Linked DNA regions of Homo sapiens: region 2 is linked to region 1. Evidence: chromatin contacts called from ENCODE Hi-C data. All regions are on one chromosome and are shown on one strand. Each heading gives the region's core, a stretch centred on a gene start or an enhancer-like site at or near the end of the contact. The rest is flanking DNA. Distances are from core to core; before and after follow the strand shown. Region 1 overlaps FKBP5 (FKBP prolyl isomerase 5). Region 2 holds the start of BRPF3-AS1 (BRPF3 antisense RNA 1).

What was found. Hi-C counts contacts between places; a loop is a spot of excess contacts on that map. Pooled maps may share reads with other maps.
Region 2: a loop to region 1 is called in a map with no recorded cell type, with 5 times the contacts of the local background. The contact joins the promoter of BRPF3-AS1 here to the enhancer-like site in region 1. A Hi-C loop is called at or near these places in 1 of 37 single-sample maps with no recorded cell type and 4 of 50 pooled maps.

The regions. Positions count from the first base shown.
Region 1 is chr6:35,599,699-35,602,972 of GRCh38, forward strand. All of the region lies in intron 5 of FKBP5 (FKBP prolyl isomerase 5), which reads right to left. Among named protein-coding and RNA genes, the nearest start is that of LINC03135, 58 kb to the left of the region's middle. RefSeq lists an enhancer at 1,494-1,999 and a silencer at 2,674-2,968. Within about 2 kb of position 1,758, at least 31 of the 41 ENCODE cell types and tissues checked have a DNase peak (open chromatin) inside an H3K27ac peak, as active enhancers do.
Region 2 is chr6:36,195,403-36,198,455 of GRCh38, forward strand. It overlaps BRPF3-AS1 (BRPF3 antisense RNA 1), which reads right to left and starts at 1,801. Exons shown (of 3, transcript NR_187147.1): 1 at 635-1,801. BRPF3 (bromodomain and PHD finger containing 3) reads left to right here and starts at 1,342. Exons shown (of 13, transcript NM_015695.3): 1 at 1,342-1,568. RefSeq lists a silencer at 957-1,696 and an enhancer at 2,047-2,096.

The DNA.
Region 1 (3,274 bases), core at 508-3,007:
GGCTTGGTAGAGCTCGCATATGGCATTTTAGTTTATGTCCCACACTCATAAATGCTGATAATTCCTTCTGTTAGACTTACTTTTAGAATGCTCTAGATAAAATTAACTTGTAGCAAATTGAAAGTTCATTCTGAATTGGAAAACATTTAAAAAATAAATTCAAATTTAAACTTTTTCAAATACAGTCACGCTTCACTTAAGGATGGGGATACATTCTGAGAGATGTGTCATCAGGTATTCTCATCACTGTGGGAACATCTTAGAATGTTCTTACACAAATCTAGATGGAACAGCCTACTATAACCTCGGCTAAGTGGTATAGCATATTGCTCCTAGGCTATAAATCTGTATAGCATGTTATTGTACTGAATATTGTAGGCAACTGTAACACAATGGTAAGTACTTGTGTATCTAAACATTGAGAAGGTAAAGATATGGAATTATAATCTCACGGGACCACTGTCCTATGTGCAATCTGCTGTTAAACAAAATGTTATGCAGCATATGACTGTACATGCATACTAGAGAGGTTCTACAGGGAGTCTGAGGCTTAAGATATTTTTACTGAATTCGCTGAGGGTGGTGACGCACACCTATAAGTCCCAGCTACTCGAGAGGCTGAGGTGGGAGGATTGCTTGAACCTAGGAGTTCCAGGCTGCAGTGAGTTGTTATTGCGGCACTGTAATCTAGCCTGGGTGACAGAGTGAGACCGTCTCAAAAAAAAAAAGATATTTTTACTGGAGTAAAAATTGATATTTCTAAGGAGGTTAAGAGTTCTAAAAAGTTTGCATTTCTAAATATTTAAAACTCTGCCCAAGAAATTTAGACTAATAACACTTTTCATAAAAAAAAAAAAGATTTGCTGAGCAAAGTAAATTTCTCATGTATTGTGGAATGTCTCAAGTATAGAGATTTATTGTCCTAGTAGCTCACAACTTAGTTAACAGATTTTTTTTGTCTGAAGTTTATTGTTGGAAGTATCATCTTCCTCCCTTAAGGAGAGTACATTTAGTGGGGGAGGAAATTATCAGTACATTTGTTGTGGCTTTTGGTTGATCAAGTTTGAATGTTTTCAAAACAGGAAATCCAGAGACTCTGCAAGGATTCCTGCCTGTGCGTTAGTTTCCTAGGCTGTTTTTCAGCTTGATGTATGTACTTGATATTAAAATTAAATGAGTAATTTCAGAAGTTCTCTTTAGATGTGATAACCCATCATTAGTGAGGGAAAAAGATTGGCTACTAATAAACATGTTGGGAAAGATAAATGAAGTAACCATGCCAAAAAAAAGTCAAACTGTAACAAAGGCATAATTAAGAAAGCAAAACATTCATTGTAGCTAGTCTTCTCAGAGAGACAATAAATGACAGAACTAGTGTCTGATGCTGTAATAGGACAGTAAACATTTGTGATAGCTCTTATAAATATTTTCTACTTTACATGTGGACTAATCTTTTTTTTCCTGGTAAATCTAACCCTTCACAATTGGACCCTGCAGTACTATAAAATCTTAAACGGATATACATCCAGACATATACACCCCAGTTTATATAAAAAACCAAAACCATCGCCTTGTAATACTGACAACATTCGGAATGTCAGAGTAAAAGGAGGTATCACAGCCTCATGGTGAATACAGCCCATTGATTCTCTACATCTACAAGTAGCAAAGGGCATTGCTGGGTTAACTGGTTTCTAAACTTGGAACACTGATGTGAAAAGTTCTACGAGACTGCTGACAAGAACTCACACACCACTTGGAGCCACGGAAAGACTGCTGATTGCCACAGTAGGGGCCCTGATTGCAGTAACAGATGCAGATGAGCCTAGCTCCTATAGCTCCACTTATTCTTTTTAATGTTATCTTAAAAATTCCTACCAAAACAAAACAGAACAAAAACCATGGCAGCTCTGGCTGTGGAAGCCCTGTGGTTGCTTTTTGACCTGGCATCTTTTAGTGCAAATACTAACTTAATAAATATTTAATAATAACCATCGTGACTCACTGGGAGTGCAGCCTGTAGGGCTCAGGAGGTCTGTTGCTAATCCCAACCAGCATGATTTACGGGAAGTAAATCATCTATGACATGCCCAAAGAGAATAAAAGTACATACAGGATGCTTCTACTTAGGGCTTTTTTGGTAGAGAAAGAAATAAACAAGTTAAAAAGAGACAACATTTTTTTCTTGACTTAAAGACTATGTAACTTAAAGGGGGAGGGAGGTCCTCCAAATCCCCACAAAGTCAAACCAAACCAAATTACCCAAGCTTAGCTGCGCAATCGGAGTGTAACCACATCAAGCGAGCTGCAAAACATCACTTAAACTGGAGCTCTGACTTATTGTTCTCTTACTGCCCTAGAGCAATTTTGTTTTGAAGAGCACAGAACACCCTGTTCTGAATGTGGCTGGCACATGAACTCGATGTGCTGACAGCAATTTGTACTCCGATTAAAATAGGGGGGAAAAAAGGAAAGAGAGTGCACAGCAGTAACAAAAATGAAATGCAAGAACCCCTAAACCATGCAATTTGTATTTTAGGAAGCAAAACTGAGAAAGAGGCTCCATAACTTAAAAAACAAAAAACAAAAAGCTGTAAATGCTCCAGCCTAAAGACATTAGCTCTGGTAAGTGTCTATTTTTCCCTTTTCTAATTATAGTAGTTGGTGTCTGATAGCTTTGCACTCATTCTCAAAACAATTACTGGGTCATGAGGATCTGAATGGGAATGTTGTAATGGCATTACTACTCGACAAGACTGGTTATCTGGCCAGAGAAAACCAGGTTGTGACAGGTTACTCCCACTGAGCAAGAGTTTTCTCTGTTGCCTAATTCATGCCAAGTGAGCTTCTTTCTGCCTGTGTCTCCTGCCTAATAGAGCACAGTATCCAAGAGAGTAGGATCTTAATAACCCCCTGAAAAAGCAAGCAGAGATGGCTTTCTAAAAGCAGGAGAACAAGAGAAATACTTCCAACACGCATGGTGGTCAGATTTCCCCTAAGCTGTCCGCCTTCCTCCTCTGCACTGTTTTGTACTACTTAGGATGAACACACACCACTGTAAGATTGCTTACAGAACTGACGGACAGATGCTAACAGGCGTGGAACCTGGCTCCTGGAACTGAATAACATTTATGCAAATGATTTCTTTTGGTTGATCAAGTTTGAATGTTTTCAAAACAGGAAATCTAAACAAGAAGTATACACCCAGCAACAAATTCTCCATGAACACCAACCCTTACCAGTCTTCCCTTCACACCACTATAGCACTTGAGTT
Region 2 (3,053 bases), core at 551-3,050, 600 kb after region 1:
TTCCTTAATCAAACTTTTGAATTTGAAACTCTCTATATTTAAATTCCTTAGTATAACATCTATACTTCCAAAGTAGCAGTATGTTCACTTTAAACATTCAGAAAATTTGGATCCTAAGACTTTATCCTTCATCCTTCTGACTCTAGAATACATGTCCTTGATCATCAGAACCAAGAAAGAAATTGAGTCTCACCAGCTACACCACAAGTGCCAGCAGAGGAAACACTTTCAAACTGTCACTCACCTTCACATTTACAGGCAGCTTATCCATACGTCCTTTATAAACATCATTATGTATTGGTGCTTAAGACTTCAGTCACATGAGGTAAGCTTTCCAGTTTACAGGCAAAAGGGGGTGGCAATGGAGCCCTTTTCTTTATTTTTTTGTTTTTTTAGATCAAAACAAAAGCCAGTTTGGTCTGATGCTGCCATTTGTCAAGCATCTTTTAGAAAGCCGCCTAATGCATTAAATTAACCAAGTCAGGTTTAAAGTGTTTCCCATGCCCACAGTGACAGACGAGTTACCAGGCATGCTTAAGCAGACTGTCAAACTTTTGTTTACTCCTTTTAAACGGAAAGTCAGATTTTTTTTTTTTTTTTTTAAAAGATGTGTGGTGCGGAACAAGACGCTCACCTGTACACAACAAAGGCAGGTCTTTCCCGGCTGTCCTCACTGGGGGAGGGGATGGACAATCGCTAGACCTTTGTCCTCAGGTCCTGGGCATGGGGGTTAGGGGAGACGCGACTTTCTGGGAGTCGTGCAGGCACCTGCAGTCAAGAAACTACATATTGGTTTTGACCTCAATGACTGCCCTGGCTTAACCTTTGGAGAGGCCCTTTAGTTCGGGGAGGGGGCTTGCTGCTCCAAACCGTAGCCACGTCACCCACAAGGACTGGGGAGGAAATGACTGACCGCTCAAGAGTCAGGGACCCCTGTCTCTCCCAACTAGACCCGAACGTCCACAGCCCTCTTATCGGGCTCGCCCCGTGGCGGGCAGGGCCGTGGTGCGCAGGGATCGCGGCGGGCGCAGACCCGGTCTCTTGCTCGGTGTCCCCGCCGCGCCCGCACCGCCACCGTGAGGCCGAGCCGGGGATGGTGCCCCGTGGCGGCGGCGGCGGCGCCTCCGCGCTCCTCTCCGCACCGCCCCGGCCGCCGCCGCGCCAGGCACGGGCGGGGGGATTTTTTTCCCGTTTCCCCCTCTTTCGCGCTCTCGCTCCTGTTCAGCGGGAGAGCCCGCAGAGTCAGGGAGGGAGCGAGGGAAGGGGTGGAGGTGGCGGGGGGAGGCCGGAGGGGCGGATCCTGCCTGGGGGCTGATCCCTCCCTCCCCTCGGCCGGGCTCCGTGGCGGCAGCGGCAGCAGCGGCGGCTCCATTCCCCCTCCTCCCCCGGGAGCGGCGGCGGCGGCCGGGCCGGGGCCCCAGCGCGGGCCGGGAGGGGGCACGGCGGAGGCCACGGAGGCAGGCGCGGGAGAAGACCGCGCTCCGCTTCCCGGGCCGCGCCGACCTGCTCGGCGGCCTGCCCGCCCGCGCCCAGGGGCCCCGAACGGTGGGGCCGGGCAGGCGGCTGAGGTAATGGGGGCGGCAGCGGGGCCGGACAGAGCGGGGGCGGGGGCATCGGGGCCTTCGGGGACCAGGGACTGCACGGGGGGAAACCGGAGAAGCGGGGGGCTTTCCGAGCAGGGCGGGGGCGGTGCGAAAGCTCTCTCCTGGAGCGAGGGCGGCGGCAGGGAAGGAGAAGGCGGGTGAGCGGGGGAGCTGAGAAGCGAGGACCCCCTCCCGCAGCCGCCATCTTGTCTCCCCCCCCAGCCCTGGATTCCGAGCCGCTAAGCCCCGCCCCCGCCACGCCTTCCAATTGGCCTGGCCAGACGAGAGTCCCGCCCCTTGAGCGGCCCTAGGTCCCCTGGGTCCCTCTGACGGGCAGGTGACGCAGCCAATGGGTTCTCGCCTCTCCGCCCCGCTCATTCGCTGGCGCTCGCTTTCTCTGTCTGAGGGTCGGACTCCACGTCAGGCTGTCTCTGGTGCGCTCGCCCCTCCCCTCTGAGGAGATGTTATTTCCCTCCTTTCTTCTCCGAGGGGTCAAGATTCTTCTGGAAGAGGTGCCCCCTTAAAGGAGCAGGAGCCTTGGCTGGGGTCCTCCTTGTCTCCTGAGTATCTTGTGTGAGGTGCAGGGGATACAGTCTAATTGCAGAAGCTCCTCATTCTTCGGGGACCTGGATGGGGTGGGTGAGCGAGGGGTCAGGGGGTGCCGAGGGGAAATCTGGGGGGGCGGGGGTTGTTGGAGATATTTTGGAGGTGTGTATGTGGGAAGGGCTGTGTAGGTTGAGAAACTCCCGCCAAAAAACTCGTCTAGACTGTAAGCTCCTTGTGGGCGAAACTCTTTTCATTTCCCTCATCAGCAGTCCCTTCCCCCTCTAGAGTTTCTCCCCGGTGTCTGGAGGCGTGGGTGGGACAAAACACGTCTGTGTAGAGTCTTGCATGGTCGAGAGATGCTTGAGCAGCCGAGGAGGTGGCAGGTGGGGAAGGAGAAGATGGAGCGGCTTTCATGAAAGTGGGCGCCGCACCGCCTGTCTGCGCTGTTTGGGGTCGGTGTGGAGGCAGATGTTCTCACCTCTTCTAGGGCCTCGGTGCCTTTGGAGGGGTGGGTGATGAAGCAGGTCTGTTGGCCCTGTCTGCCCCCAGGGACTTGGCATTTGTAAGGAATCCAGTAGCCAAGGGCCTCTGGAACCCGGACAGAATTGCTGCGATGATTCTGTTTCCTTTGGCTCCAAATGGGGTGTGTGCCAGCCCGCCTGGCACTGCTCCTCAGCCAAATTGGTTTTTTGTTTGTTTCAGTCACACTTTGGGATTGGAAGGCCTTTCAAGTAAAGATGTTAATAATACCTTATTAACAAGTAGCACCTAGAGAGCTAGATTGTGTTACCCTCATTTTACTGATGGAGTATGGAGGCATAGAGAGCTTAAGGGACTTTCTCTAGGTCACAGAGGGCCAAGATTAGAACCTAGATTGCCCCAGAGCCTCGTTTTGTACCAGACCATAGCACCTCTGTGGTGTTC